Regions from separate parts of the Mus musculus genome. Here all the other regions are linked to region 2. A link is a loop called in an ENCODE intact Hi-C map of the cell type or tissue named here. Cell type or tissue: left cerebral cortex. All regions are shown on one strand.

The links. Hi-C counts contacts between places; a loop is a spot of excess contacts. Peaks named below come from ENCODE experiments on the same cell type or tissue, not always from the same donor. Only the 100,000 strongest peaks of a DNase experiment are listed, where the experiment ranks them.
Region 1: it touches region 2 in a loop (3.0-fold over the local background); 29 of 42 quality-filtered maps call a loop at or near these places.
Region 3: a loop joins it to region 2, with 6 times the contacts of the local background. A loop is called at or near these places in 18 of 42 quality-filtered maps.
Region 4: a loop joins it to region 2, with 2.3 times the contacts of the local background. A loop is called at or near these places in 23 of 42 quality-filtered maps.
Region 5: a loop joins it to region 2, with 3.0 times the contacts of the local background. A loop is called at or near these places in 31 of 42 quality-filtered maps.

The regions. Positions count from the first base shown.
Region 1 is chr3:96,087,958-96,092,957 of GRCm38, forward strand. No RefSeq gene overlaps it. Among named protein-coding and RNA genes, the nearest start is that of Gm30044, 14 kb to the right of the region's middle. In left cerebral cortex, CTCF peaks have their summits at 2,322 (motif pointing right) and 4,483; no DNase peak of the experiment used is centred here.
Region 2 is chr3:96,145,590-96,150,589 of GRCm38, forward strand. The region is part of intron 6 of Otud7b (OTU domain containing 7B); the gene reads left to right. Among named protein-coding and RNA genes, the nearest start is that of Mtmr11, 14 kb to the right of the region's middle. In left cerebral cortex, a CTCF peak has its summit at 2,566 (motif pointing left); a DNase peak (open chromatin) is centred at 2,560; H3K27ac peaks cover 548 bases.
Region 3 is chr3:96,063,745-96,068,744 of GRCm38, forward strand. No RefSeq gene overlaps it. Among named protein-coding and RNA genes, the nearest start is that of Vps45, 7.8 kb to the left of the region's middle. In left cerebral cortex, a CTCF peak has its summit at 2,527; DNase peaks (open chromatin) are centred at 2,239 and 2,510; H3K4me3 peaks cover 575 bases; H3K27ac peaks cover 539 bases.
Region 4 is chr3:95,963,025-95,968,024 of GRCm38, forward strand. No RefSeq gene overlaps it. Among named protein-coding and RNA genes, the nearest start is that of Gm9054, 20 kb to the right of the region's middle. In left cerebral cortex, CTCF peaks have their summits at 879 (motif pointing left) and 3,011 (motif pointing right); DNase peaks (open chromatin) are centred at 862, 3,266 and 4,795; H3K4me3 peaks cover 218 bases; H3K27ac peaks cover 228 bases.
Region 5 is chr3:96,078,670-96,083,669 of GRCm38, forward strand. No RefSeq gene overlaps it. Among named protein-coding and RNA genes, the nearest start is that of Vps45, 23 kb to the left of the region's middle. In left cerebral cortex, a CTCF peak has its summit at 2,522 (motif pointing right); a DNase peak (open chromatin) is centred at 2,537.

The sequences.
Region 1 (5,000 bases), 58 kb before region 2:
GCAAGCATCATGGCCAGCAGGGACATGGCCAGCAGGGACACTGACTGCATGAGGCATGAGCAAGAAGGAAAGTCCGCTCAGTATGACTTAGTCATCTGGTGTTGGCTCAAACTTCTGGAGTCTGACACTGGGCGGTTTTTTTTAGACATCTTTAAGTACAGTACAATTTTGGAAAACAGTTTTCTGGTAATAATTATTCCTTCCCATGTGCATACTAAAGCTTAAAGGGTGAATATCTTGAAACTCTTTTGCAAAGTACATGTGGCCTCTAACCATGCAGATGGGTTCTACAGTTTAAGGGCCTAGGATTTAGTGTGGTCTCTAACCAAGATAGTGTAGAAGTCTCCAGGCTATAAAGTACATGTGACATCTCCCCCAAGGATGGGTCCTATTGGCCAAGAAGCAAAACTAAAGATAAATGTCTAGGGAGGAAGAGTCTGGGATAAACATTCTGGGAGATTGGGGTGGGGCCTGGCCCTACACAAAGGTCACCAGGTCATTAACAACATCCACTCTCAGCCTTCCGAGTGGAAACCAGGTACATATCTCCTCCATTGAGGAGACAACCCTGTGTGAGTGAAGTTCTTGGTTTTTCCAATGCGTATCTGTGAGCGCCTGTGCCTTTTACAGGTGAGAGCAGGAAACTCTAGATCAGGCATTCAGGATAATAATTATGACTACTACTACTAATAATATCCATTTAGTGGCAAGTTGAAGGCCAGGCAACCTAAGAACCTGTCTCCAAAAAAATCCACAATCCACAGGCACGGTGGCACATGCCTTGATCCCCACGCTCAGGAGGCAATGTGACAGTGTAAGAAGTGTACACATGAGAAACAAACATGTCTATTTGAAAATGACATAATGCACTACATGAAAAGGAACACAGATGAGCAAGGAATCAAAGCCCATCAGAGAAGACTGACATACCAAGGAGATAAAAATATTTGTAACATTTTAAATATTTATATGTATGTATGTATGTATGTATGTATGCATCCATAATGTTTGGATCAAATCTATTCCCTTTTCCTGCCTGTTCAGTTCCTCTCCTATCTGCTACCACTTTTCCCTTCCACCTTCATGTTCTCTCTCTCTCTCTCTGTTTCCCTCTTTCTCTCCCTCTCTCTCACTAAGTATATTTAGTGTGCCTGAATGTGCATGAATTTGGGACCAACATTTTTATTATTACATTGCATTGATATATTGATTGTGCGTGCGTGCGTGTGTGTGTGTGTGTGTGTGTGTGCTTTCGGGTATTCAAAAGGCCGCTTTTAGGAGTCAGTCAGTCAGTCCTCCTTTCCTATCATATAGGTCCTGAAGATTGAACTCAGGTTATTGGGTTCGCTGGGCTGTAGTTACCCCTGAGCCATTTTGCCTGCCCCAAACTGTTTTGCTATCCAGCAACTGCCACAAGCAGGGAGTCACTCTTTGCTTTAGGTGACCCCATTTCAACCAGACTGAAGAAGATCTGGAAACTTCAAGGTCACATAATCTATGGCCAGGGCAGCCTGGGTGAATACTGGATGCTTCCAGGAGGCTGGGTAATGCTGGTTGCGCGCTCTACCAGAGGATCAACTTCAACAACTACTACCCAGGTCACTTTAGGAAAGTTGGTATGAGGCATTACCACTTAACTGGTAACCTGACTAATCTGAGGACGGTGGTCAGTCTGCAGACATTGGTATGTGCCACCCAAAAAGGAGGCCAGTGCACTAACACTTTGACTGTGGGATCTGATGCTAAAAAACAGACATGGGGAATGTGAGTGTCAAGGCAGAAGCAGATAGATGTAGGAGATTGTTACGGGTTATGGGTCTCCTCCTCTTCCTTATCTTCTTTTATAGTGGTGGTGGCTGTTGCTGAGCATGGCATCCAGAGCCTTGTGCATGTAAGGCAAGTGCTCTATGCCTGGGAAGCAACCCTAGGGCTTTAATAAAAACCCATTAAAAGCTTTTTAGTATTCGAGGCCAGCCTGGACTATAGAGTGAGTTTCAGGACAGCCAGTGCTACACAGAGAAAGCCTGTCTCAAAAAACCAAAAAACCAAAAAAAAAAAAAAAAAAAAAAAAAGCTTTTTATTAAACTCATAACAATGTTCTAATCATCTGCAGAAGTAAATATTTCTGGTATCTTCGTGTAAGTGTTGAGTATTTGTATATGTATTTAGAAGAGGTCAACCTTAAAGTGTTGTTCTTGAGAACAACTGTCTACCTTATTTGTGTGGGATTTTTTTTTGTCTCATTTTTAAAAACTCTTCATTATATGTGCTGAGTATTTTGCTTGCATGTATGTACCATGAGCACCAGAAGAGGGCATCAGATCCTCTGAAACTTGAGCTATAGAGAATTGTAAGCTGTCATATGTGTGCTAGGACTTGAGCCCCAATCCTCTGTAGGAACAGCAAATGCTCTTAACAGTTGAGCCATAGATAGGGTCTCTCATTGGTTTGGAGTCTGATGCTTTATCTATGCTCATTGAGCACATGCCCTAGAGATCTTCCTATCTCTCTGTCACCCCATCTCTAGGATTTTACGTGAGCTCCACCATGTCCAGCCTTTGTACGTGGAAGCAAACTTGGGTCTTCATGTTTGTGTAGCAAGCACTTTAAAGAGTGAACTTTCTCCCTTGTTCTTTTTCTGCATATTCATGAGACAGAACAGAGCTAAGCTTCCCAACTTACCATCAATGCAACCGTTTAGCTAATGTTACAGAAATGGCTGATGTGTGGAGGTTATTAATATGCAACTCTAAGTCACAGAACAGAGTGTGCACCGGCAGAGTGTGCACATTGTCTCCATATACCTATAGTTGTTGCTATTCAGCCTTAAGGAGGGAGGATGTAGCCACTGGCCTAACACTTCAGGGCATTATGCGAAGTGAAGTAATACAGCCACAGAAATGACAAATACTTTATGGCTTTATTCACAGGAGGAACTCAAGCAGTAAAGCCCACAAAGGCAAAAGGAGACTATATAAAAACAAACAGACACCAAACAAAAAAACCAAAACCAAAACAAACAAACAAACAAAACAAACCTTGATGAAATGCTGCAGGGAATTCTGGGAATGTCTTTGTTTTGGGTTGCAGTCTTTTCTGCGATCTGTCCAGTGTTTTGATTTCTTTAATTTAACTGTGGGGTTTATAAAACATCTTTGAAGACCTGGGTCTAAGTGAAGAACTGTGGGTGAGGTGAAGTGAAAGAAAACTCATCTTTTCACATGGCCTGTAGCATCCTCTGTTGATAACACAACTGGTAGCTGCTGACATCTATTTCTGTTTAAAAATTTATAGTTTTACATGTATGTATGTATGTATGTATGTATGTGTGCATATATGTAGGTGCACCAACCACAAGTATGAAATGCTTACACAGGCCAGAAGAGGGCGTCTGAACCTCCTGGATCTGTGTTACAAACCATTTTAAATCACCATGTGGGAGCTGAGAATTGAATTCCAGTATTCTTGAGAGGACTGAGTTAGCCAGAGCCAGACTGACTTCATGACACGCTGGAAACTGGCAGTTTGAGAGACTAAGGCCTAAATTTCTGTTTCCTAGAAATGAGAACTGGGAGCTTGGAATCTGTGTTCAGCCAATCACAGCCGAGGGCAGTCAATCCAAGGACACCATGTCACCTGGCCTGAAGTAAGAATAGGTAGGTAGATGAATAAGTGACCCCCTAACCAACTATAAAATTAGTCAGACCCCTAGAGATAGAGCTAGCCAATCAAGGTAAAAGGGCACACAGCCCTCCCTGGATTTCCCTGACAATAAAAGCTGGGCCTGAGAGCCCACTAGGGGGTTCTCCATTGCCGAATGGGCAGACCCCTGCATGCAGAAAATTCCGCTGAATAAACTCTCTTTGCTTCTGTTCACTATTTGAGTCTGGGGTATCATTCTCTGGCAACCTTTGGACCCTAACACTCTAGAAGAGCAACAAGTGTTCTTAACCACCGAGCCAGCCTCTCAGGCTTCTATTCCTAGGTTTGTTTCTATGGTTGTTTCTGCGAGGCTTTTCCTCTCAAACCTGTATAATTATGTTTATAATTCTGGTCACATCCTAAGCTCAACTAGATGAACAAGAACCATGTCTGTAGTCTTTGGGGGCACTGAGGGCTGAGGCCGGCGTTCCCCCTTGTTTAGCCTTCTCCAGGCCATCTGGTCCCCGTCTTTATCACCTCACTCTAAACCCTTTATCCTCTTAACTGTCCTCTTCCTACTTACGATCATGTCCCCTCCTAAGCCTGTGGGCTCCTTTATTCCCTAGAACGCAGAGCCTGTAAACAGGGTCACACTCCTGCCAGGAGAAATGGTTGCTGTGGCTTGCTTTGTTTTGTGTTTTGTTTTGGCCTCAGGAAAAAAACAATAAAAGTCAAACTGGCTCTATTGGGAGAAGACCTGGAGTTTGTAGTGCGTAGCTTCTCAGAGAAGTGAAGCAGGGACTAGGCTTAACTCATGGGATAGGATGCTCAACCTCTGCCCCGTGTGGTGAGTTCTGGCAATCCAGGGAGAAATAACTGTCTACCCATCCTTAGCATCACCATGAGCTGGCCCATCACAGAGACGGAGGAAACCACCCTCTGCTCTGCTGAAGTAGTCACATTCTGTCAACACGCATCAACACGTGTGAGAGGAACCAGGAAAAGTCGATGCCGTATTACATCACTGCACCTTTAACCTTTTTTTAGCTGACAGATAGTAAATGTATGTATCTATGGGCAACCGCGTGATATCTTGATATGCATGCAGTGCAGAAAGATTGAATCAAATGGATAACATCCAGGTCATCTCACGTATTTGCCACAGTTTTGTGGCAAGAGTTTCCAGAATGCCTTTCGTATAGGAATGGTAAGTATTCACACCTTGGCCCTTATGCATTTGAAACGAGTACTTCTCAATTCTGCTTTCAGAAAACTTACCAGATAAAAGGATTTTCTCTAATTTTCTTCACTGTCAGCCACCGTTTCATTGGGATCAACTTCTTGCTACAATGTTGGCA
Region 2 (5,000 bases):
TAATTTTGAGACCCTGTCCCCTCCCCTTCTTTTACCTTCCCTTCCCTCTCTTCTACTCTCTCTCACCCTCCTCCTCCTTTCCCCCTCCCTCCTCTCCCCTTACTCTGTAACCCAGGGTACCCTGGAACTCACTACACAGTCCAAGCTGGCATTGAATTTGCAACAGTTCTGCCTCAGTTTCCCAATTGCTGGAATTGTATGGGTAAATCATAATTTCCAGCTTCTTTTTAATTCTCTAAAAAATAATGTGTTTATTTGTTTATTATTTAGGTATTTCATATGCATGTGTGCATGCCATGCCACATATGTGGAAGTGAGAAGATAACGTGTATGAGTCGGTTTGCTTCCACTGTGTGGGATCTGGAGATGGAACAGGTTTTCAGGCTTGGTGGCTAGCACCTTTAACTCCTTGCCACCCATGTTTTTAATTATGTAAATGCTTGAATGTTTTTACAGTCTGCAACTTTGCTTTAATTTGGTAAAAAATGTAAAAGGGTACTTGTTAAATTGATTTTAAATATTACTGTTCGGGGATTTGGCAGGCATTGTGATTACTTTTATATAGGAAGTAGTGATGGAGTTTTATGGTCCATCTCTACACCAGGAACTGGGAAAACTACAACTTTTTTCTTAGTTTAGGTTTTAAAAGTTTCACTGAAAGACAGCCTTGCCTGTTTTGGGTATGGATGTAGCTGCTTTCTTTGTTCAAGCACAGAATTTAGAGTGACATATGGCTACAGAGCATGATGCTGTGTTTGTTATCTGCTTCTCTATAGAAGCTGAACTGTTCCTATAAGAATGACATCATGTGTTTACATAGATAGGCTTCTCTGTTTTCTTAGTTCCTCTCTCTCTTTCTCTCTCCTTCCCTCCCCCCACCCCGTGTGTGTATCATATTAGTTTCATATGTAACTGGGTATGTATTTTTATTTCATGTATGTATATGTTTGTACATGTGCATGAAAATGCCTTTGGATGACAGCAGAAGGTTTCAGACCTCCTGGAACTAAAATTGCAGGCAGTTGTGAGCTTTAGTGTAGGTGCTGGGAACTGAACTCACATCCTCTCCAAGAACAGCAAGTACTCTTAACTGTTGGGCCATCTGTATAGTCCCTGACTTTGGGTTATTTCTGTTTTTGTTTTTTTCCATGCTTTAACTAATTATTTCTGACACTGGATATGAGAATGACTTTTCAGAGGTTTTCTTGTTTTCCTGTGTCTTCCTCCATCTCCAACTTTCATTGTTCCATTATAACTGGTGCTAATACACAACTAAAGTCTTTTTTTTCAGTCATTTGGAATTTTACATCTAAAGATGTAACGTAAAGTTTTATGTCATTATGGGGCTCAGAAGTTACAGTGGTTCCTGATATAGCTCTTGCCACATGAACATGAGGACCAAAGTTCAGATTCTGAGAATCCATAATACAGCTACACACACACACACACACACACACACACACACACACACACACACACACTCTGTTGTGTTTCCTTAAACAAAGAACCCATTGTTTTTGGCTGGAGAAAAAGTTCAGTGGTTGTGAACACTTGTTTCTCTCATAGAGGATAGGAGTTTGATTCCCAGTACCCACATTAGGTGGATCACAGCCTCTTGTAGCTTTGCTCAAGGGGATCTGATACCCTCTCTGGCCTTTGTGGACACCCACACTTATATGGCTGATGAAGACAAATAATTACAAAATAAATATTTGAAAAAAAATTATACACATGTCCTTGATCATCCACTTTTGCTCCAGAGATAGAATCCACAGGGAAAAGACACAAGTTGACATTGTTTTTTCCCCTCTTGAGACAGGGCTTCTCTGTGTAGCCCTGGCTGTCCTGGAACTCCCTTATGTAGACCAGACTAGCCTCAGTCTCAGAGATCCACCCGCCTCTGCCTCCTGAGTGCTGGGACTAAAGGTGCTGCCACTATCACCTGGCTACAAATTGACATTCTTATCACCCAAAGCAGGAGTGGTCCTTATAGAAAGCTGCTTTTCCTGAACTAGATCCAAGCTGGTCTTGAGTTTGGAATTTAAACCAAATCAGTAATCAGCTTTATCTTCTTGCTGAGTGTAAGTTATAACTGAACCTCAGCTTTGACCACACCAGGGACTAGAAAAGACCTCATTAGAACATAGCAGATATTAAGTGGGAGTGTTAACAAAAGTAGAGTAAGTGTGTTCGATCTGATTATTAAATCTATTAAATACAGGCTTAGATTATGAAAGTATTTATCCAAGAGAGCTAGAAATACTCAAGTTCTTTCCTGTTTTCTGTCCTTTTGGGGGTGCACAGAAAATGGTGGCTGGTGAAGGAGCGTTGGCATATTGCAAATCTCAGGCTGGAAATGTGCCATGCATGATTGTCTTGCTGAACTTTGATGACTTCAGCCCTTACTTGGGAGCAGGAAGGAGACAAGAAATCGATGGCCGGAGATGCTTCTTTTAGCTTTCTGATAACAAAACCCAAATTAAATCAGCCTTTATTTTCTGGGCTTCCTTGTTTTGTGTTGAAATTAGTGGTAAAACTTGTTATGAGTGCCTGCCACCTAGTGGCTGTATGTATTAAAACAGGAAGCAGAGAGATCGGACCGTAGCTCAGCATTTATTCTTGTAGAGGAGTTATGGAGCTCACAGCTGTCCATAACTCTGGTTCCAGGGGAACCAATGCTCTCTTCTGACCACACTGGGCACCATCAAGCATGTGGTGCACATACATATATGCAGGCAAAATGCTCGTGCATAAAATAAAATTAACCTTAAAAAAAAAGGCCAGGTGGTAGTGGCACATGCTTTTAATCCCAGCACTCCGGAGGCAGAGGCAGAGGAGGCAGGGGCAGGTAGATCTCTGAGTTCTAGATTTCAGCCTGGTCTACAGAGCAAGTTCCAGAACAGCCAGGGCTACACAGAGAAACCCTGCCTTGAAAACCCAAACCAAGAATAAAACAAACAGGAACAACCACCAGCAGGAGTAGGTGACATAGAGGAGGAGTGAGAGGCAGGTCCTCCTGGATATGTTTGTCAAGCAGCATTCATTCCTATGTAACCTTTGCATTGTTCTTTTTATTTTTACTTGAAATCTATGATAGCATTTTACAAGTTACAAACTTCTTTACTTTTTATTAAAGTAAAATATGCTCTCAGTGGCACTGATCCCCAGTACATTTGTTCTCCTTCTGTTATGTGCTCAATGTGATTGCAGATACTCTGTCAGGATGCATTTGAGCAATGGAACTCAGTTTTATGCTAAGCAAACAAAAAATATGGGTAATGTAAACTTAGCTTTCAAATCATCACATCCTAAGGCCTTTTCTCCTCTTCTTAGGAAGGGTCTGAATTAGCCTAATCTGGCCTCCAACTTACTGTGTAGCTGAGGATGACCTTAAACTTCTAGTTTTCCTGCCTCCACCTGAGTGCCAGGATTATCCATGGTTGTTGGAGTGTGCTACCACACCCAGTTTATCTGATGCTGCAGATCAAAACCAGGGCTTCCTGCGTGCTAAGCAAGGACTCTGCCACCTAAGCTGCAGTACTGGGTTACCCAGTGAAACCTTGCCTCAAAAAGCAAGACAACAAAGCAAATTGTTTGTATTGGTGTACGCAATCCTTTAATAAAAAATTATAACTATGTAGCATGGATTTATTGATTATTGATCATATAATAGTCACTGGGCCATGTTTCATAAAACAGGATTCTTTCTTGTAGAGCAATAGAATAAAATAGACCCTTAAAGACATAGAGTAAACTAGACCAAGTGTGGTTTCTTGGTAGCCCTGGTAGGCTTGGAACCTATAGGGATCTGCCCGTCTCTGCCTCCTGCATGCTGAGATGTATGCCGCTACACCTGACTCAGATATGGTCTCTTTAGAGTAACATAGAGCATTTCAAAGAGATGTTCAGAGGAGGGAAGGGCTAGGGAGGTTTAGAAAGACTCCTCAGAGGAGGGTTTGCTATTAAAGATTAGCCATTGTTTACCAGGAGCATAGGGAGTAGTCATTGCAAGTAATAGGAATAAAGGAGAAGAGAATGAGGCACTGTCTATCAGGAGCAACTACTTAGAGGGGGTTGAGGGGGAAGGTAGGCCTTGTATACCATGGGCACTGAAGATTCTTAGAGCTACTATTATCAGGAAACAAACCATTAGATTTGATCACTGGGAAAAAATATAATATCCCCAATTCTACTGGATCTGAGGAGTTCAGTAAAGTCAGAGAGAGAGATGCTTTGCAGTTTATACTTAGTAATTGTTGATAGAGACATGTAGGTGTATAGTGACTGGGAGAAGAAACGGCTTAGTAACTCCCTGGTTTTTAGTCTGGGTATTTGGGTGATAGTTGTTGCATGCAGAGAGACAGGAGTTAAGTTTTACATCTTAAAATACAGAATTTAGAGCCACTGTGGATAAGTGGTGGTTTTCAGTGAACAGCTGGATATGTGACCATAGAAATGAAAAGGAGTTTTGGGCCTGGGAGGGTCAATCCTAGAGTATAACACATAGATATAGTAGATATGATTGCAGCCTGTGAAGATAACACCCTGATGAAATCAAGACTCAAATAGTTGCCGAAACTCCAGTTTTGTGGGGAGGGGAGTTCAGAGAATAAGTGAAAGTAGTGGTGTGGAAGGTAAATTAGAATGTTTAAGGAGGAAAAGAGATAAACAAAGGCTGTGAAAGATGAGAGCCAGAGTCCATCGGATCTTAGGTGAAGTGTGTGGACGGGGCAGTGGCATAAAGAGTAGAATAGGATCAGATTGCAATGAGTGAAAAGGAACTGAAGACTAAGAAATGGGAGATTGCCAAACATGGTGGCATGTGCCTATAATCCCAGCATTTGGGAGATAGATTCAGGAGGCTCAGAATTCCATACATAGCTAATTCAGTATCAGTCTACAATACATAAGATTCTATCTCAAAAGGAAACAAAAATGGGGCATGGTGTTACATGCCTTTAATCCCAGCACTCCAGAGGCAGAGGCAGAGGCAGGCCAGT
Region 3 (5,000 bases), 82 kb before region 2:
GAGAAAAAAAGATACAGTTTTTGAAATCATAAGCAAGAGATGTATTTATGGTTAAAGACCATGCAGATGGTCTTTATATAGTACTGAATATATATTCTCTGTAAAAGAAATGATTCTAGCCAGGCGTGGTGGAGCACACCTTCAATCCCAGCACTTGGGAAGCAGAGGCAGGCAAATCTCCCAGCCTGATCTACTTGGTATATAGATACCAAGACCCTGTCTCAAAATAAGACAAAAATGAAGACTCTAGAATCAGGCAACCTAGATTAAATCTGCTGCCTACCAGCTGTGTGGATTTGACAAGTTACACAGCCTCTCAGTTCTTCAGTTTCCTCATCTGTAAACGGAAAAAATAACAGCTTCCTTTGGTTAGTGGGAGAATTAAATAATACAATCATTAGCCAAGCTTTAATTATCTTCTGTGCCATGATTAGTTTTACTATTTGCAAACAAAATGTGATTGTTGCATTTTGCTTCCCTGAAAAGTTAATAAAGTGTATAAGATAAATTTTTAATTTTTATTTCATGAGAATGGGTGTTTTCACTGCATGCATGTCTTGAGCCACTTTCGTGTCTCGTGTCCATGGAGGCCAGAAGAGGGTGTCAGGTCTGCTGGGACTGGAGTTACAGTCATGGGTTTGGTTTTGAGCTGCTACATGGGTACCAGGAATCCAAGAAGAGAAGTTGGTACTCTAAACAGCTGAGTCATCTTTCCAGGCCCTCACAAGACAAGTTTTTAAATATGTTCCAATGTTAAGGCCTGTAAAACAAGTTCCATCTTTTTAAATATATCTTATTTATTCTTTGAGCGTTTCAAACTGTAAGTTCTTATTTCTTATATATATTATTATATATAATGAAATTATATTACTTCTGAGATCTCTTTTATAAATATGATTTTTTTTTCCTTGGGCTGCTCATAGTATTAGATTTGTAGATGACCATAAATATGGCTAAAATATTTTTAGTATTTTATACAATGCATCACAAAAATTGGCAAGCCATATGACATGTCAGAAAATTCATAGTCTTATAGCTCCTTAAATCTTATTAGATGTAAAAGAGTCTAGACTATATTATTTTTATGTTGATAATAACTTCTTTAGGATGGCACATTAGTGATTTTATCAATCATTTGATGACAATCAGGTTTTCTTTACGAGGAAAAATATTTCATATTGTAAAATTAAGATGCAAAATATTTTACTTATACTTAAGCAAATGAAATGTCTTTACTCTCAGATATTATTATCTGATATTTCCTTCATAATAATCACCATTAACGAACTGAGTGGTGGTGCACACCTTTAATCCCTGCACTCAGAAGGCAGAGGCAGATAGATCTCTGAGAATCTGAGGGCAGCCTGATCTACAGAGTGAGTTCCAGGACAGTCAGGGTTACACAAAAAGCAAAAAAACCCAAAGCAAACAAACAAACAAAACAAATCAAGAACAGCTGCCTTGGAAACTTTGTTTGCTCTGTATTATTCTTCAAGGCAGACTTTCTCTATGTAGTCCTGCTGGCCTCGAACTCAGAGATCTGCTGTCTTTGCCTCCCAAGTGTGGAGCTAAAAGCATGCACCACCCAGAGCCTGGCCTGCCTTGGGATCTTTAGGAAGATTTCACCCTTTGCAAGCTTTTTGTGAGGTGGATGCAGATCCTCTGAGGCTGGGAGAGGTCGAATTACCTTCCCTGAAGTAGAAGAAATCCGAAAACTGCAAGAAGCTACTCTGTCAGTGGGTGACTTACTGCCTGTTTCTTTGTGTTGTCTCCTTTTACACTTCCTATTTTACACACGACATCATTTCTTTAAGGATAGAAAAAGGGTTTTTTTCCATACTTTTCGCTTAGAACTGTGTCCTGCCCTGAAAAAATAGCCAATAAATATTTGATATCCGTGAAACTCATTACTGGACACCGGCTTCAGTGGCATGTGAAACAGAGTATCGTTTTACACAGGCAGGACAGACAGAGATCAGTGTGATTAGCTGGGCGGCTCATGCCGATAATTTTATTGGATAATATGGAATACATTCTGAGGAAAATATAAAACTTCTCTCCAAATCCCCAGATAAACAGCGGGGATGTTGATTTCATTGTTGGGGGAGGGGCTTGTAATAAACAAATGACGCACTGCATTTTTTTTTCCAACATCCTCTGGCAGCGATTAAAGATAGGACTGATTCCAGAAACTGTTTAGTAAGAGTTTCCGTGAGGGCTGGTGAGATGGCTCCTCTAGTGAAGGTCTTGCTGCCAAGAATGATGACCTGAGTTCAATCCCAGGGTCCCACACGGTAGGTGAGAACCAATTCCTTTAAGGTCTACGTGTGTGTGATGGCACAAATGCAAAAATACTCACACCCACATCCCCAATAAATAAAGTGTGTGTGTGTGTGTGTGTGTGTGTGTGTGTGTGTGTCTGTGCGCGCGCGCGCGCGCGCGCGTGTGTGTAATTGAGAGAGCATCAATTCTCGTTAGCTTTGGATATTTAGTATTCAGACAGAGGGCGCCCTTGGACTGTCAAGAAGGTTCTAGGGAAAACATGGGCTTCTAAAACTGGGAGCTGTCCTGTGACCAGTGCTCACACGAATGAGGGAAAGGCATTGTTTTAGCTAGAATACATTACGTAAAGCTTGTAGTATAATCTGTTTCTTGTCTCACTCTTGCTCTCAGCCTTTACTATATTGTTCCACCTGGACTTCAACTACTGAGTTCAAATGATCTAATGGCCTCAGTCTGAGATGGGATTATCATGTGAAACCACTCTGTCCCGCTCATCTGTCATCTATTTGGAGCTTTGAATTCCACTGCTTTTGTTGTTGTTCTTTTATTGCATTTGTCACTATATATGTGTATGTATATATCATTTCTAAAGGTTAAATAAAAATAAGTTCTATGAGATTCTACCTAATCAAGAAGTATACTAGTTGGGAGGGTCTGGTAAGTGTGAGGTCCCATCTGAGATTCAGCATGCTGGAGTCTGGTAGAATGTCTGCTTTTGCTGCCAGTGCCTACCTCTCAGGGTGATCTGTTGTGTTTTTTATTAACTCAACACAAACTAGAGTGGTGTGGGAAGAGGGACTCTCAATCTAGAAACTGTTTCTATCACATTGGCTTATAGGCAGTCTGTGGGGCTTGCTCTTGATTGATGATTGAGGTAGGAGAGCTCGGTCCACTGTGGGCGGGGCCATCCCCTTTGCAGGTGGTCCTAGGTTGTATAGAAAAGCAGTGGAGTGAGCTGGGGGAGTAAGTCAGTAACCAACTTTCCTCAATGGCCTTTGCCTCCGTTTCTGCCTCCAGGTTCCTGCGTTGAGTTCCTGCACTGCTGTCCCTTAACGATGGAGCTGTAAAATAAAACAAGCCCTTTCCCTTTGGTCATGGTGTTTAATCACAGCAATAGAAATAAAACAAGATGACACCAATCTTGGGCTCTTTTCTAAGTGGCTGCTATTTCTGCTTCTTAGAACAACTCAGTGATGTAAATGGTACTTTGTTCATCTCCCTTCTCCTCTTTTTATGTTGGAGACAGTCTCACTATGTAGCCGGGGCTAGACTGGAACTTCTTATGTAGACCAAGCTGGCCTTGAACTCACAAACATCTACCTGTCTCTGCCTTCTTAATGCTGGTATATTGAAGATGTGCCCCACTATACACAGCCTCCCTTTTGTTTTTATAAATATTTATTTATTTATTTTTGGTTTTTCAATACAGGGTCTCTCTGTGTAGCCCTGGCTGTCCTGTAACTTGCTCTGTAGACCAGGCTGGCCTTGAACTCGCAGAGATTCACCTACCTCTGTCTCCGGAGTGCTGCCGCCTGACTTTATTTATTTTTAATTGACAAAGTTGTATGTATTTATTGCATATACATCACTTTGAAATACATAGTATTGTCTTTTTAAAAATAAAAAACAGGGGAACTGGGAGAATATGATCAAAATATATTGTATGAAATTTTCAAAGCATTAATAAAAATGGTATATTAAAAATGAGAATAGGTGGCCGGGTGTGGTGGCGCACGCCTTTAATCCCAGCACTTGGGAGGCAGAGGGAGGTGGATTTCTGAGTTCGAGGCCAGCCTGATCTACAAAGTGAGTTCCAGGACAGCCAGGGCTATACAGAGAAACCCTGTCTCAAAAAAAAAAAAATTGAGAATAGGTGGTTAGATAGTTATAGTTAAGCTTACTTCTTCTAAGGGATGAAACTGGATTTTAAACCTGAAGATGAATAACATAATTCCTGGTACTATCTGAAAATTTTTAATGCAAATAGCAGTTTCCTCTGTTACCACAAATTGCACAAAATGTACAAATACATTTTCTGAGTTTCTTTCATTTTAAGTTTTCAGTTATTGTGGAAAGTACATAGCAACATTCAAGTTCACCATGCCTGAGCGTATGAATGCTATTGGGAAACCAGATTTTTTAATTCCCTGATGACACAAGCCCAGTTCTCTGCTTTGGAGAACACTCACATTTATAGAGTGAAAGGAAGGTCGAGCTGGGAACGGGGAACGGGTGGGTGGGGGGTAGAGGGGTGGGCGGGGAGTGGGGGGGAAAACAGTACATTCTACTGTTAATGTCTGTATGTGCTTTAGGAGTGATTTATCTCAGTGGGCCTCTGCTACTGTTTATTATTTGTCTTAAAGTTTGGGATGTGTGTGTGCGTGTGTTGAGGGCTACACTATGCATTGTAATGCTAAATTCTGTACTCCAATGCGGGGCATAGGTGTAGGGGAAAGAGGGGGTAGTAAGAGAGCCCGTGTCTGACCAGAGTTCCTGTGCTCTGGGCAGGCAGACACGGGAGCACTGCTGGATGCTTTCCACACAGCCCGGGTGGGCATCTGGCTGTGTGAAGCCACTGACCCCACACGGCGGAGGGTGGACAAGGGGCAGGCCCCGTACCAGGTTCTCAGTCTCCGGCATCCCATGCTGGATATGGCAGAGAAGCTGAGAACAGAATAGGGGCCCCGGGGCAACACTCTCCGCCCCAGAGATACGGG
Region 4 (5,000 bases), 180 kb before region 2:
TGGAACCGGAGCTAAAGATGGCTGTGAGCTGCCTTGTGGATGCTGGGAACTGAATTCTGGTCCTCTGGATGAGCAGACAAAAAGCCTCTCTCCAGCTCTACACACGGAGTTTTACAACATGCATTGTTCAAATGCAGAAATTCTAACAGGATAAGGTGCTGAACACATGCCCAGCTGCCCCTAAAGCCACCCCCCACTGTTGCCGGAACAGATTCCCACAAACATCCTTTACAAAAACATGGATCAGTTTTACAGTTTTGGAGTCAAGACTGTTTTGAAATGGGCATTAGACTCCTAAATGGCAGATGCCTGCAGGGTTGTATTGCTTCTGGAGGGTTTAGGAGTGAACCTTTCCCTGCCTTTTCTAGGCACAGCTCACATTTCTAAGAGGACTGACCCCTGAGCCCCTGACCCCTGACCCCGTCCTCTTTGAAAGTAGCCATCTTACCCCTCTGGCCTTGGCTCCATCCCCTTGTTTCCTTTTCTGCCCTGACTTCCTGTCTCCCTCTGTCTCTCAAAAAGAGACCTGTGACGGCATTGGCCCCAGACTTAGCCCACCTTGAGCTCCTTAACCCCACCTGCAATCCTTTCAGTCCAGTATGGTAACACAGGGTCTGGGAGACTGTTCCTTAAGAGAGAGACCAAAGGAAAAGTGCTATGGAATTAGCAATGAATATATCAGCTGATTTCTAGTTATGTGCTTAAGACATCTTCCAGATGTTTTATGATAACATTTAAGAATAAGTTGAACAATAAATTGTTCTGTTTTGGATTGAGAGACAAGGTTTCTCTGTGTAGCCCTCCCTGAAACTTGCTAGGTAGACCAGGCTGGCCTTGCGTTTACATAGCTCCACCTGCTGGAAGCCCGGGATTAAAGGTGTGCACCATCACAGGCCAGCAGCTTCGACTTTTATTTTATTTTATTTTTTTACTGCTCCAGTCAATGGAAGGGGACTTTATTTAGTCCAGGTCACTGGCCTGGAACAGGCTCCAGCTTTATTTGACCTTCTCTTGGGGCTCAGGTTGTTGGTATGGCCATACTTCTTGCGGCAGTTGACTGGGGGTGGGAGGTACAGGCATGCATAGCACCTATTGCAGATCATCTTGTCTTTTTTGTACTTCTGGGCAAGCTGATGGACAGCTAAATGATGCCACCGCACAGGCGCAGCATCAGGTGCAAGGTTCTGGAAGGTTTCTGGAAGTTGGACAGGGTGCGACCATCCTCTAGCTGTTATCAGCCCCTGCAGGTCAGGTGGAATGCCTTCCTTGTCTTGGATCTTGGCCTTGACATTCTCGGTGGCGTCACTGGGCTCGACCTCAAGAGTGATGGTCTTGGCCGTCGGGGTCTTCATGAAGATCTGCACGTTGGCGTCTGCTGCTCAGCCACCTCATTGAAGACAGAGAAGACAGCCCAGCTTGGACTTTAACATAGCTGGGAAAAGGTCCCGATGTCTCCAGTCAGAGCATGGCCTTCCACATTTCATTTTTGTTTATTTTTTTTATTTTTCCTTTTTAATGTGTTTGGGTGTTTTGCCTACGTGTTTGTCTGGAGAGGGCATTGGATCCCCAGGGACTGGAGTTACAAATGGTTGTAAGCCACTATGTGGCTACTGGCAGTCAAACCCAGGTCCTCGGTAAGAGCAGCCGCAGTGTTCTTAATAGCCTAGCCACAGTGGGGTGGTGGTGGCGCATGCCTTTAATCCTAGTAGCACTTGGGAGGCAAAGGCAGGGAGATCTCCGAGTTCAAGGCCAGCCTGGTCTACAGAGTGAGTTCCAGGACAGCCAGAGCTACACAAGAAACCTTGTCTCAGATGCCCCCCGCCAAAACAAAAACAAACAAACAAACAAACAAACACCCCCAAAAAACCAAAAAAACAGTCATCTTTCCAGTCCCCTTCTTCTTTTTTTTTTTACTCTAGCCAAGCCACGCACATTTCTAAGTTTGAGTTTTAAATGTATGTCCTAAACCAGCCCTTTAAAAGATAAAAGTCTAAAGACTGTGATTTGCTCTATAGTGTGTTCAGAAGATTGTCTAGTTGCATTTAATTAGAGAGAGAGAGAGAGGTAAGGCCAATAGAGACAGCCAGTAAAGCAACAGCTTCCGAAGTGGAGGCAGGGGGTGATCACAGCTGCTGGCCTGGCTAACTGACTCCATTTCAAGGTCCTGTGAACAGGAGCTTGCACCTGTACAACCACACCACTGAGTGACAGAGCACAAAATAGCGTTACATATGTGCACAGGGCACATAGCCTGTAATCCCAGCAAAGGAAGGCAGACAGGGAGATGAAGAATTTAAGGGTAGCCTTGGCTACATAGTGAGTCTGAGGCCAGCCTGAGCTACACGGGACCCTGCTTTAAAAAAAAAGAAGAGGTGGACGGTGCTGGAGAGATGTTCCTCCCAAAGGTTAAGAGCTTTGATGGCTCTTGCAGAGGATCCATGGTCAGTTTCTAGGACCTGTGCTAGAGCTCACAGCCGGCTGTAATTCCATTTTCAGAAGATTCAGCACTCCCTTCTTGTACACAGACACACATGCAGGCCATACACCTATATACATAAAAAAATTTAAAAACAAAAGAAGCCATGTATCTGCATAACATACATGAGTCACCCCTTCCCCATCTCTGCTACTCATATTTGGCCAGAAGAGCAAGCCACTTCCTAACCAGTGGTTTCCCAGGGTGACTTACTCCCTGGGGACCGTTAGTGATATGTCTCTTGATATTTTGGTTGTCACACCTGGCCTCAGTGGCACTGCACCTGGGAGGTAGATACCAGAGTTGCTGCTAAACATCCCACAACGGACAAGACTGCCTGTGGCATCATCAAGTCCTAAATGTCAGCTCTGTGAAGCTGGGGTGGGGGTGGGGGATGGGTTAGGAAGATGTGATTTGATTTTGGCAGACTTTCTCTTTGCTTTGATATTAGATAAAGGCGGGGGGGGGGGTAGCATTTAAGTTTTTATTATTAAAGTACAACACTAGAGGGCACTGCCTGCTCAAAAGTTGCAATTTTCTGTGCTGGTGGTGGGGTCTTAGCAGAAAACATGACTGACCCACCGGGAAATGGTTAAAGAGCTATGAAAAAGATGTAACTCCACAACAGTCTTAACAGGTACTGCATCTGAAGCCAGGAGGGGCAGAGCACCTTGTTTTTTGTTTTTGTTTTTTCTTTTTCCCTTTCTTCCTCTAATGATATCTTGGGAGCTTTTGCCAAAGGAAGGGGGAGGATCTCGCTGGATTTCACACACAGGAACACCCACGTCATTGGCACCTCCTCTGAGCAGGTGGTGGGAGGCACTGTTCCTGGGCTATCTGCATCCCTGGCAAAACTGCGAAGTCACATCTGGAGCAGGAGCCAGTTGGGCAGGCAGAGCTCAAGGCTGGTGAATAAAAACCTTTTTCAGAGGATCCAAGTTTGGTTTCCAGCAAGCAGACTGTCTCACAATTATCTGTTAACTCCAGCTCCAGGGCATCCCATGCAGTCTTCTGACCTCTGTGGTTTCTTCTAAGCACACATGCAGTGCACACAGACATACAGGCAGGCAAAACACTCATACACATAAAAAGTTAAAATCAATCTAAACCAGTTTGTCGCTTGAAGCCCTTCACTGTAAGAGGGTGCCCAGCAGGTCCTCTTGAGGTTCCGTCCAACTTTAAAAAATAAAACAATTGCTTTTTCTTTTCTTTCTTTCTTTTTTTTTTTTTGGTTTTTCGAGACAGGGTTTCTCTGTGTAGCCCTGGCTGTCCTGGAACTCCCTTTGTAGACCAGGCTGGCCTCGAACTCAGAAATCCGCCTGCCTCTGCCTCCCAAGTGCTAGGATTAAAGGCGTGCGCCACCACCGCCCGGCACACAGCTTTTTCTTTTAGTATCAGGTCCATAACTGAACAGGAAAGATTTTTCTTTTTCTCTTTTGAGACAGGATAGGCTTGGATTTATAAATTACAAATCAGTCTCTCGGGTTGACAAGATAGCTCAGCAGGTAAAGATGCTGGCTGATGAGCCTGACCACCTGAGCTCAATCCTAGGACCACAATGGAAGGAGAGATGGAGGGTCCCCCTGCAGGTTGTCCTCTGACCTTCTCAAGGGCACTGAAGCACAAGGCATCCATCCCAAATTAATAAACACAAAAACCCGTTCTTCCTCACATTAACTATATATTTCCTTTTATTTATTATTAAATACTTAAGACGTGGTACCAGATTCTGAGGATGGATTCCCATAAGTTGACATTCAACTTAACCTCTCAGCAACCCGATGGAAGCCCCTTATCTCCTAACCTCTGTGCCTCAGTTTCCCCTTCTCCGGTAGCATGGCACTTTTCTTGTCACCTGCTGCTGTGGTCCGCAGATTGACGGGTTTGGTGTGGAACATTTCCATGTGAGTTTTTCTACGTGTAGTTTGTATGTTAAATATACACAGTAGCAAAGAATTTGTGCATATTTTAAAACCTTACATAAGTGGCCTCATACTTGTTCTGTAATGTGAGTCCCCTTAGTCTTTGGCTTGTAAGATTTACCTGTGTTGATACACATAGCTTTGCTAATTGCATACCACCATTTTTGGTATTTGCATAATTGCTACTATGCAAATATGTCTAGGCCTAGGTGTCTTTTACATTTCTGAATAGCTTTTAAAAAAACAGTATTTTTTTGTGTGTGTGATATAAAACTAGTATTGGAGCAGAGACTGAAGGAAGGACCATCCAGAGACTCCCCCACTTGGGGATCTATCCCATAAACAACCACCAAACCCAGACACTATGGCAGATGCCAACAAGAGCTTGCTGACAGGAGCCTGATATAGCTGTCTCCTGAGAGGCTCTGCCAGTGCTTGGAAAATACAGAAGAGGATGCTCACAGTCATCCATTGGACTGAGCACAAGGTCCCCAATGAAGGAGCTAGAGAAAGTACCCAAGGAGCTGAAGGGGTTTGCAGCCTTATAGGAGGAACAGCAATATGAACTAGCCAGTACCCCTAGAGCTCCCTGGGACTAAACC
Region 5 (5,000 bases), 67 kb before region 2:
AAAACTGTGTGGGCAAAAGGGTATACTGAGGGACACACTGTGACCCACTGCAGCTTCTACATTGAGATTTTTTTTTTTTCTTTTGGGGAGAAGTTGCAGGGACAGAAGACAGGTATGGAAGGAAGGGGAGATGAGTATGGGAGGCATCATGTGAAATTCAAAGACTCAATAAAAAGTTAAAAAAAACAAGCAAATAACAAAACAAGTCCAGCTGGATGACTCTGCAGGGAAAGGGGCTCTCTGCCAAGTCTGACCTCCTGACTCTGATCCCTGGAATCCTCCTGGTGGAAGGAGAAAACCAACTTCTAAAAGTTGCCCTCTGACCTCTACAAGCTTGCTGCAGCGTGGATATACCCCTTCAGCACAGAATAAGTGAGTGTAATAAAAATAGATAACTAAACGAAAGTGAAGCAAAGGCGGTGCAACAGTAGAAATGTTGCCAACTTGAAAGGTGGGAAAAAGTCAATAAAACAGACATGCACTCTAACAAACAGGGCAAAACCAAAGCCAAACCAACCACACAAAGAAAAAACCCAAGCAAGCCAGCAAGCAAGCACCCCACCAACATCTCTGAAAAAGAAAGGGTGGTGCAAGCCTTCTGATTTCAGTGCTGGGGGCAGGGGCAGGGGCAGGTCTGAGTCAGGGAGATGCTGAGTTTGAGGCCAACTTTGGATACAAACCTGACTCAGTCTCAAAAACAAAAATATCAAACAATAACAAAACAAAACAAACAAACAAACAAAAATCCCACTACTCAAACCCAGGGTGTGTGTGTGTGTGAGTGTGTGTGTGATTTTGTGTGTGTATATGAGTGTGTGTAATTTTGTGGGTGTGTGTGAGTGAGTGTGGTGTGTGAACAGGTGGGTACAGAGTCCAGGAGAGGGTGTTAATTTCATTGGAGCTGGAGTTACAGGCAATTTTGAGCCTCCAGGCGTGGGTGCTGGGAACTAAACTCGAATCCTTTGAAAGAATAGTAAATAACAGCTAATCTCCCTCTCCAGCCCCTATTTTAAACCTTTTAAAAGCAAAGGTCTCATACAGCTCACTATTTAGCTGTGGATGGCCTTGAGTCTCTGGTCCTCCTCCCTTTACCTTCCAAGTTCTATGACTATAGGAATGTGCCATGGAGCACAGCTAAATGTTTGCTGCTGCTGCTGCTACTATAACAATAATAACTAGTATTATTTATTAAAGCAAGGAGAATTGTTCCAGGTCTAAATGACTTTATGGATACATTATAGAAAACCTCTAAGAAAAAGATCTGTTTCTCTGGGACTGCAGCTCAGGTGGTAGAGTACTACTTTACATGCAGGGAGCCCTGGGTTGGGCCCTAGCACTGTATAGAACAGGGGTGGTGTCACAAACCTCCAACCCAGCACTTAGAGGGTGGAGGCAGGAGAGTGAGAGTTCAGATTAAATGTAGCCAGATGTTGTGCTGGAGGCTAGCTTGGGCTACATGAGACCCTATCCCAAAAAAGGAAAACAAGGGCTGGAGAGATAGCTCAGCAGTTAAGAGCACTGGCTGCTCTTCCTAGAGGTCCTGAGTTCAATTTCCAGCAACCACATGGTGGCTCACAACCATCTGTAATGGGGATCCGATGCCTTCTTTTGGTGTGTCTGAAGACAGAGACAGTGTACTCACATACGTGAAATAAGTAAATAAATCTGTTTTTAAAAAAGAAAAACAAAAAAGATAAATTCATTTGCTATGTATACATGTGTATAGCATAGAAAGCAATTAAACATTTGTATCTATTTAAGTTAAACTAACATTGAAAAGAAGGCATACAGGTATAGTATCAAAGAAAAGAAAACAAGTCAACTTCATTTATGAAGATTAATATTCTGCAATGGATAAAAGAACAACAGGCCCAAACTTATCTTTTGAACTATCACCAGCTCCCTAATATATCACAGCTATCAAGAAAAGTGCCGGGCACATGACAGGTGCACATATTTTTTTGAACTAATTGTTATTAATCAAGCAGGGTTAATCCCAGGTTATAAGTATAGTTGAAATTGGAGAATATGTTCACTGTAATGAGGGGAAAAAAAAAGAAAAAGAAAGAAAGAAAGAAACCAAGAATATATTGTAATGCAATTTTAAAAAGATGAAATTTAACTTCTGTCCCAATAAAAGTTACTGTAGCAGAATAAGGCCCTCTCCTCATCTCACTGAACCACTTATACAAAACTTTTCTTGTCAGGTATGGTAGTACATACTTTGGATCCCGACACGAGGAAGGCAGAGGCAGGTGGCTCTCCAGGAGTTTGAGGCCTGGCTGGTCTATATAGGAAGTTATTTCCAGGATAGCCAGGGATACATAGTGAGATCATCCTGTCTCAAAACACAACAACAACAACAACAACAACAACAACAACAACAACAACATCCCAAACAAACCAACCCAAAAAGCCCCAAACAAATCACAAAACAACAACAACCTCCTCCCACAAAACAATAACAAAAGCTTCCCTTTAAATTGTGTATGTATGTGTGCATGCACCCGCAAGTACCCACAGAGGCCAGAAGATGGTGCTGGATCCCCCTACAGCTAAAGCTACAGGCAGTTGTGACCTGCTTGAGGTGGGTTCTGGGAAAGAAACTCAGATGCTCTGGAATTATAGCATGTACTCCTAACCTCTGAGACACTTCTCCAGCCCTTCTTATTAAAAGCATTGTACTGACTAGTTTTGTGTCAACTTGACACAGCTGGAGTTACCACAGAGAAAGGAGCTTCAGTTGGGGAAATGCCTCCATGAGATCCAACTGTAAGGCATTTTCTCAATTAGTGATCAAGGGGGAGGTCCCCTTGTGGGTGGTGCCATCTCTGGACTGGCAGTCTTGGGTTCTATAAGAGAGCAGGCTGAGCAAGCCAGGAGAGGCAAGCCAGTAAAGAACATCCCTCCATGGCCTCTGCATCAGCTCCTGCTTCCTGACCTGCTTGAGTTCCAGTCCTGACTTCCTTTGGTGATGAACAGCAGCATGGAAGTATAAGCCGAATAAACCCTTTCCTCCCCAACTTGCTTCTTGGTCATGATGTTTGTGCAGGAATAGAGACCCTGAATAAGACAAGCATAAACGCTATATTTGATTTTGAGACATCAGAAGGCCAGGCAACAAGAGTGCCTGCTGTTATCGCTATTGGCCAGCAGTTCTGTGGAGGCTGCTCGAAGGAGACAAAGCAGAGACCATTTCAGTCACAGGAAGAGAAGGGTGTTATTACAACTGTCAGCTATGGATGTCAATGACTGTCCCATTTTTTTATAGTTAGCAATTTTTCTGCATTTTAATCTTTCATATCTCCATGATGATGATGATGATAAAACCAACAGTATGTTGAGGCCAGAATCTTCATGGTAAGGTATCCTGTGTTGAAACAGAGATTCATGGGGGCTTGAGAGCTAGCTCAGCAGTCAAGAGCACTGACTCATCTAGAGGACCTGGTTTGGTTCCTAGCATTCACATGGTGGCAATCAACCACCTCTAATTCCAGGTCCCCTCCCCTGACACCCTGCTCAGGCCTCTCTAGGTACCAAGCAATGTGAGGCACACATGTCCTTGCAGACAAAAACACTCTTCCATGTGCTCAAAAAAAAAAAAAATCTAAAAGCAAAAAAACAAAAACAAAAAAAGATGTAACCTACAGGAGGAGGCTCACAGAGACATGTGCTGATGAGCACTCTCAAGATGGGGTGTCAAACTGTTTTTTTCTCTTTTCTAAAGACTGATAGTTCAATGCTAGAGGACACTAAGTGTTCCAAATGTCCTTACTTTGCTGGGGTATCCATGACCCCCATCCTGTACTCGCCCTCTGCCCCTTAGTCGGATTCAAGTGCTTACTGTCTTCTTACACTTAGCTTATGTTGTTCATCAGAAAGTCTTTAAGTACTAGATGGCTATTAAGAGGGTGATGTATGAAGAAAGCTGCTTAAATTAATCATGCAATGAATTTCAGTGCTGCAAAGTGCGCTGACATCTTAAAAATCCATTATTAATTATAAAATTAAAAACTGCAACATCCAAAGTATGTTATTTTGGATAAACCAAGGCCTGCTAATATATTTATACTTTACCAGCACAACAACGCAAAAAGCAACTAAAAACTCAAGCACTTCTATTTTAGCGCTGGAAGAGAGATTTCTAGATTATTCTGCCAGAGTCTTATCTGCCAACCACCAGAGAGGAATGAGCTTGCTTCAAATGGGTTTGCAGAAATGACTTCCTTTTTAAAAGTAGCTCTGTCAGCTGGGAGCAACAGCAGAAAAAGGACAAACTTGCTGAATGAGGCTGTGCTGGAGTTGGCCAGAGGGCCCGTCACGGCTCTGTCATTGGCATTCCTGCTGCAGCCAGAGAAGCCTAAGCAAGCGGAAAATCTATAGTACTTTCATCTACATCTAGCTGAAAGTGCTTACGGGAGCGATTTTAAGTTCTGAGAGCGATAGGGTGCTGGTTCCGACCTCGGGAGAACACAATGGGTCCTGGGTCCTTTGTTTTTTGCACATTCTCTGGTGAGCGCTGTTGTCCTGGCCTAAGCTATGAATTGGTTACAGTGCCTTTTCGCTGTAGCCACACCCTTGTTAGGGCCATTCTATATGGATGCCTTTACAACAAACTAAAAGTGCTAAGCAAGGCACTGGAGGGAGGGCTCAGCTGTTAAACTTAAAACTTTGCTGCTCTCACAGAGGGCCCAGGTTTGGGTCTCCACCCACATAGCTGCTCACAACCATCTACGTCAGTACCAAGCGATCCAATGCCTTCTCCTGGGCTCCATGAGCACCGGGCACACATGTTATGCACATACATACAGGCAGACAAAATACTCAAAAAACCAAAGCATTAAATAAAAGTGCTAAACAAAAGAGAATTATTAGAGGTACCTAGATATGTGCTTTAATTTTAATTTGGGCTTGAATTTTGACTTTTATGTTTATTGTTATATACCTTCACACAATATTTTCCTCTTCCTCCCTTTTCTCTTTCCCTCCCTCCTTCCCTC